2 separate regions of the Homo sapiens genome follow, and region 2 is linked to region 1. Evidence: chromatin contacts called from ENCODE Hi-C or POLR2A ChIA-PET data. All regions are on one chromosome and are shown on one strand. Each heading gives the region's core, a stretch centred on a gene start or an enhancer-like site at or near the end of the contact. The rest is flanking DNA. Distances are from core to core; before and after follow the strand shown.

Region 1 (2,841 bases), core at 139-2,638:
ATCGCAGGTCAGAGAAAAGCCAGACGCCCTGCTCCACATCTCTCTCATACTTCTCCGCTCTTCACAACAGGCAGCCTGGCCAGCCCCTTCTCACCTCCCTGGGCACTGCGGCTGCACCCCCAGGCCTGGCAAGGTCACGGTGACCTCCACACCAGCCCATGCAATTCCAGGCTTCCCATTGCCCCTGAGAAGGTCAAAGCCCCGGGTTGCTCAGCCAGGCCGCTCCCTCCACCATCCCCTCTTGGTTCCCTTTGGCTCACTCACCTGCGCCCGGCCCCTGGCTCTGTGGCCTGCGCTCCAGGCCTGCTCCTGCCCCAGGGCCTTTGCGCTCCCCACCCCCACCTGGATGGCCACACACGCCCTCACCCTTCAAGAGGCTCACCCCGTGCTCAACGTAAAATCCCACCAGAGCCCCGGCCTCCAGCCTGCTGCTCTGCCTCTCCCACCCCCACCCCCGGCTTGCTCTTTGCACCCCTGCCCTGCTCTCCTGCTGGCTGGGGCTCCTGGGGCAGGGGTTCTGGGTGTGGGTTTGCTGTTTCACCGCCTCATCTCGGGACCCAGAACTGTAGACGCACACAGGGCTCCATGTGTGGCCTTTATGGAGCTTGAATTCATTGCACTCAGCAGAGGGGAAGGCAGGTGATGAGCGGGCGTCGTCCAAAGCCTCAGAGCTGTGGGTGAGTCTCCAAATGGTTTTGTTTGAACGTAACATTAAAAGTCTAAGTTGTGGCTTGGGCTGAATTAGAAGCTACAGCACCACACACACATGCACACATAAGCAGACACCACACACACGCACACATGAACATATGCCACACACAAGAACATACCCCACACACACGCACACATGCACAGACACTACACATCTATGAACATACCACGTGCACACAGGATACACCACACACACGCACACACGTGCACACTCCCCCCGTGGGCTCCTGGCAGCAGGGGCTGTTCCCATCACTCTGGTGCTTGCCCCTGCTGGGGAACCGTCCAGTTGTCACCAACTCACTTCTAAGCCATGTATCAGGGCTTCCCAGCCTCAGCTCCAGACTGCACGCTCAGCTTCTCCATGTCCAGCCCGGCATGCAGGGCATGACGTGTGACAGGGCTCAGCCCCTCCATGTCCCTTCTTTCCCCCGTGTCTAGGCTGTCCTTGCCAGGCAGTGGACTTTCGCTCTTGCCCTGCTCAGCCGCTTCCCTCCTCCTTCCCATAAAACATGGGGCTCAGCCCGGCAGGAACTCCCTAAGTAGCTGGGTGGAGTTCCAGCCCTGGATGAAGGGGAGGGCACAGGACCAGGCTGAGCCAATCAGCATGGCAATAGGCTCAGGGAGAGACACACGGCCCAATCAGAGCCAGGAGAGGTTGGCTGGGCTCCGGGAGACAGGACGTGAGGCTGGAGTGGCTGCAGCCTCTTGCAGACAGTGGAGGCTCAGGCTAAGCCAGCAAGACCAAGAGGAGCACGGAGAGCTGGCAAGACGCTGGCCCGATGATATCGCCTGAGCCGTGAATCCTCCTGGCCAACGCCAGGGCTTCCTCAGGCTTTGTCATTGCAGGGACACTTCCCTCCCTCCCTCCTTCTCTGTCTCTCTCCCCACTGCCTCTCTTTCTAGCTTAAGCCAATTTGAGATGGATTTTCTGTCACTTGCTGTTGAAGGAGTCCTGGTCCAGCCCAGGTGGATTTCGTGCAAATGAAACCCACATAATGCAAGTCTGTGTGGAAGTGATCGTCTGCGATCGGCGCGTGCCCTTCGCCTTATGAACAGGAGCCATGGGTGACACGAGCGCCTCGGCTGGGCCGCCGGGGTCCGTCTGAGGTCCATCTGTCTCCAGGTGTGTGCTGGGTCTGTGGGTGAGATGCTGCGTGTGCATGTGTGTGTGCCCAGGTGTGTGTGTGGGAGCTGGATCCCAGGCCACCCGCACAGTGGGAGAAGGGGGAGCTGGATCCCAGGCCTGAGAAGGCTCTTTCTGCTTAGAGAGTCCAGGGCTGCCTGGCATCGAGCCGGCTCTGCCCCGCAGGTCCCAGTGAATCCACATTGCAGCAGGAAGCCACAGGGCAGGAACCTCAGCTTTCCGGTTGGCTTCCATGAACCAAGGACAAGCTTGCTTAAAGTTGTGCCCGGAGAGGCCGGGAGAGCTGCTTCAAAGGCAAAGACCACCCAGTGGGAGTGCATTCCCCTGGTGCTCACCCAAGGGTCCCACTCCCCCTGAGACATTTCCTTCCCAGGGCACAGACCCCAGGCCTGGACAGAGCCGGGCACGTGTGAAACGGGAAGATGTCAGCTGGGGAACCGGCCGCAGCTCCCAACCTTGATGAGGAAAGAAACCTGGTAGCTGTTCCTGCAGAAAAGCCACATGGCTCGCCGCCTATCTCCACGATGGTACCTGGCTTCTCCCATCCTCACCGTCCACGTCTACTCCCTTCCCATCCCAGACCCGAGACGCAGAAGGCTTTAGACAGAGCAGCTTCATCAGGAATCTGGACTGGGCTGAGGTACCTGCTCCCAGCTCCTCAAAGTGCCATCCGGTAAATCTGCATCTATTAGAGCTGACAGCCAGGCTGCTCAGGCTTAAACAATTAATATGCATGAGGAGTCCGCAAACACAGAGCAGGGGCATGTTACTGTGCTGGGATGTAGGACGGCTTCTCGGATAAGGTCATTCATTTTTATGATTCTGCTTAATTTGGATTTGCCAGTCTTCCTTTCATTATCCCATGGGCCAGTCTTAATAATCAAGACTATGTTATGTGCTTTGTGGCATAATTAAAGCCACTGCCTAATTAGACAAGCATCTACCGTCTGACAAAGAGAAATCAGTAATGCAGCTAATGGAGAAAG
Region 2 (2,841 bases), core at 119-2,618, 54 kb after region 1:
CTCGGGCTGACCTACGTCCGCTCGTGATGAAACAGACCCACCGGGAGCTGGAGGCTTTCATGGATTCTGGGGCTCCCAGGTGCCACAACTTGGGCCCCCCTGGGTAATGAGTCCTGCCAAGCCCTGCATGATCCTCAACTCCATCCTCCCAGGAGTCTCAGGTCTCAGCTTCAAGCTTCTCCCATAACAACTTTCTAACGCGGCCTCGGGCACCCCCAGGACAGGGGGCCGCCTAGCCCAGTGGTCGAAGCATTTGGGGTGCCTTCGAACCTCAGGGGCAAAGGACACTGCACCAGCAGCCTCCCAAGTGTGGCGTCCCCACCCTCCTCTTTCCCCACCTTCAAGAGTGGAGGGGTCGGCGCAGCCTAAACCTGACGGCCCCCACTCCTGGAGCGCCAAGCCAGCCCCCCACCCCACACTCCTGGACCTAGGCACTGCCTGCTTCTAGAGCAGCTCCAAAGATCCTCTGCAGAAGTTCCCTCGGAGAGCAAGTTTGCGTCATTGTGGGGGCAGGGGGATTCCTCAAGTCTCCACTGGAGGGGTGGGTGCCCGGTGCGGGGGGAACCCAGGTTGCTGCCCGCTGCTGAAGGGGCTTCCGCGGCCCTTCCCTCTCCTCTCTCCTGTATATTCCCTCCCACAGGGGCGCAGAGGGGCGCGCACCCGAGGCCGGCCTGACCCATCGCGCCCGGGGTGGCCACTGTCCCGGGCAGGGCTGCCCCCACTCCGCCCCGGCGCCCCCGCTCACCGTTGAGCTGGTTGTAGACCACCTCCTCCAGGTGGTCCAGGCGCTGCAGGATGGCCTCACGGTCCCCCAGCGTGCCCACCTTGGCGTGTCGGCTGCGCACCCGGCGGTCGCCGCTCACGATGCGCACGAGCTCCTGGGAGCGGCCCTGCAGGCGGCAGTACACGGAGAACAGGACGATGCCCACGAACACCAGGATGTTCACCGTCAGCAAAGTTCGGATCTTCCTGGCCACCGCCATGAACACGGCTGCAGCGGGGGCCTCACCCGCGGGGCATCCCCAGCATCCCCGCCCGGGCCTGGGCTTCAGCTTCGGCTTCGGGGACCATGAGCCGCCCGGGGCTGCGGGGGCTGCGGGGCTCGGCCGGAGCTGTCCCTTCAGCACCAGCTCAGCGCGCCGGGCCACGGCCGCCGGGGGTCCCCCAGAGCGCAGAGGGCTGCCCGGGGCTGGGGTCGCGGGGCGCGGCCGGCATCCCCCGCTCAGAGGGCGCGGCCCCGCCCCGGGGAGCGGTGAGGGGGGCCGGGGGCGCCGGGGGGCGGCGGGGAAGGCGCGGGCGGGCGGCGCTCGGTGTCTGTGCCGGCTCCTGTCCTGCCCGCCCCGCAGCCACCGCGCCGGTGCAGAGTGACGCGGCCTCACCTCACCTCATCTGCAACCGCGGCCCCAGGACCGCCCCGCCCCGCCTCCCCCACCCCTCAAGGCCGCCCCCCGGGACCGCCCCGCGCGCCTGCCCCGCCCCCCCCACCGCGCCCCCCCGGGGACCCCAGGACAGCAGGTCCGGGGGGCGGGGGACGGGGGGCGGGGCGCGCGGGGTAGCCTGGGCCAAGGGCGCGCGGGCGCGGGGAGCGGGGGCGGGGCAGGCGCGGACCCTCCCTCCCCAGGACCCGCCAGACGCCCGGGGCCCCCAACGGCCAGCACGGTCCGAATCGACCCCAAGCTTGACCCGAGGGCAGCGGGGCCTCCGGGAATGCCTGGCCAGGGCGGTGTCGCCGGGAGTGAATGGGGGAGGGGGCGGCCGGGGCAGGACCCGGGTCAGGGCCACTCTGGTAGTCTCCTGCCCACCCCTCCCCAAGCCGAGCTCCCGGCCTCCCTCCCTCTCCCCCGTCCAGGGCTGAGGACTGGGGAAGCTGAGTCCCGGGACGGGTATGGGGGGGTTGGGGCTTGGGATGCAGCCGGACCTCCGGGAACAGCAGGGGGCCCTGGAGCCACCAGGAGGGAGAAGGCCCCGTCCCTGAGCCAGGCTCGCAGGTAAGACCCGAGGCCGCAAACCCCGGCTGCCCCCACCCCCAGCCCAGGCTCTGATCTGGCCCCACACTGGCGTTTTGTGGAGGAGACCCTGGAAGCCAGGGGAGATGTCAGCCAAGCCGCGCAGCACAGGGGCCCAACTTCCACTGGCAGAATGCAAGCACCCAAGAGGCAGGAGTTTCACCCAAAGGCAGGGTTCACCCCTGTGTTCCCAGAGATTGGACACATAGCTGGTGTTCAGTAAACATTTGCGGGATGAGTGAATAAATGACGGAGCATTTATTAAGAGCATGGCTGTGCTTGGCTCTCCATACAGAGATGAGTAAGGCAAGGGGCTTCACAGCTCTTGGCTGTGTGTGTGTCCGTGTGTGTGCATGAGTGTGCATGCATTTGCCTCTGTGTGCCTGTGTATCTGCATATGTGCATGTCTGTGTTGTCAGCACGCATGCATGTGCATGTGTCCACGTGTTTCTGTGTGCATGTCTGTGTGCCCGTGTGTGCATGTATCTGTGTGTGCATGTGCCTGTGTCTGTGTGCATTGTCTCTGTGTGTGTTCATGCGTGTGCATGTGTCTGTCTGTGCCTGTGTGTATTTGTGTATGTGTCTATGTATGTCTGTGTGTGTGTTCACATGTGTGCATATCTCTGTGTTCATCTCTGTTTGTTCATGTGTGCATGTGTCTCTATATCTGTGTGCATCTATGTGTCTGTGTTTGTGTGTCCATGTGTGCATTTGTCTGTGTATCTGTGTACGAGTGTCTGTGTGTCTGTGTGTGCATGTCTGTGTTTGTGTGTTCATATGTGCATGTTTCTATGTATATATGTCTCTGTGTTCATGTGTGTTCATGTCTGTGCAT

What was found. Hi-C counts contacts between places; a loop is a spot of excess contacts on that map. ChIA-PET counts read pairs that join two places held with the same protein, here RNA polymerase II (POLR2A). Pooled maps may share reads with other maps.
Region 2: a map of thyroid gland shows a loop between it and region 1 (1.9-fold over the local background). The contact joins the promoter of GALNT9 here to the promoter of GALNT9-AS1 in region 1. A Hi-C loop is called at or near these places in 10 of 168 maps with a recorded cell type or tissue (MCF 10A, PC-3, PC-9 and 7 more) and 3 of 50 pooled maps. POLR2A ChIA-PET finds 5 or more read pairs at or near these places in 2 of 52 experiments (MCF 10A and PC-9).

What each region holds. Positions count from the first base shown.
Region 1 is chr12:132,274,003-132,276,843 of GRCh38, forward strand. GALNT9-AS1 (GALNT9 antisense RNA 1) reads left to right here and starts at 1,389. Exons shown (of 4, transcript NR_024563.1): 1 at 1,389-1,834; 2 at 2,229-2,528. All of the region lies in intron 2 of GALNT9 (polypeptide N-acetylgalactosaminyltransferase 9), which reads right to left. RefSeq lists enhancers at 1-767, 1,577-2,353.
Region 2 is chr12:132,328,221-132,331,061 of GRCh38, forward strand. It overlaps GALNT9 (polypeptide N-acetylgalactosaminyltransferase 9), which reads right to left and starts at 1,369. Exons shown (of 11, transcript NM_001122636.2): 1 at 746-1,369. The coding sequence starts at 983. LOC101928416 (a long non-coding RNA gene) reads left to right here and starts at 1,630. Exons shown (of 2, transcript NR_120467.1): 1 at 1,630-1,988. RefSeq lists an enhancer at 1-7.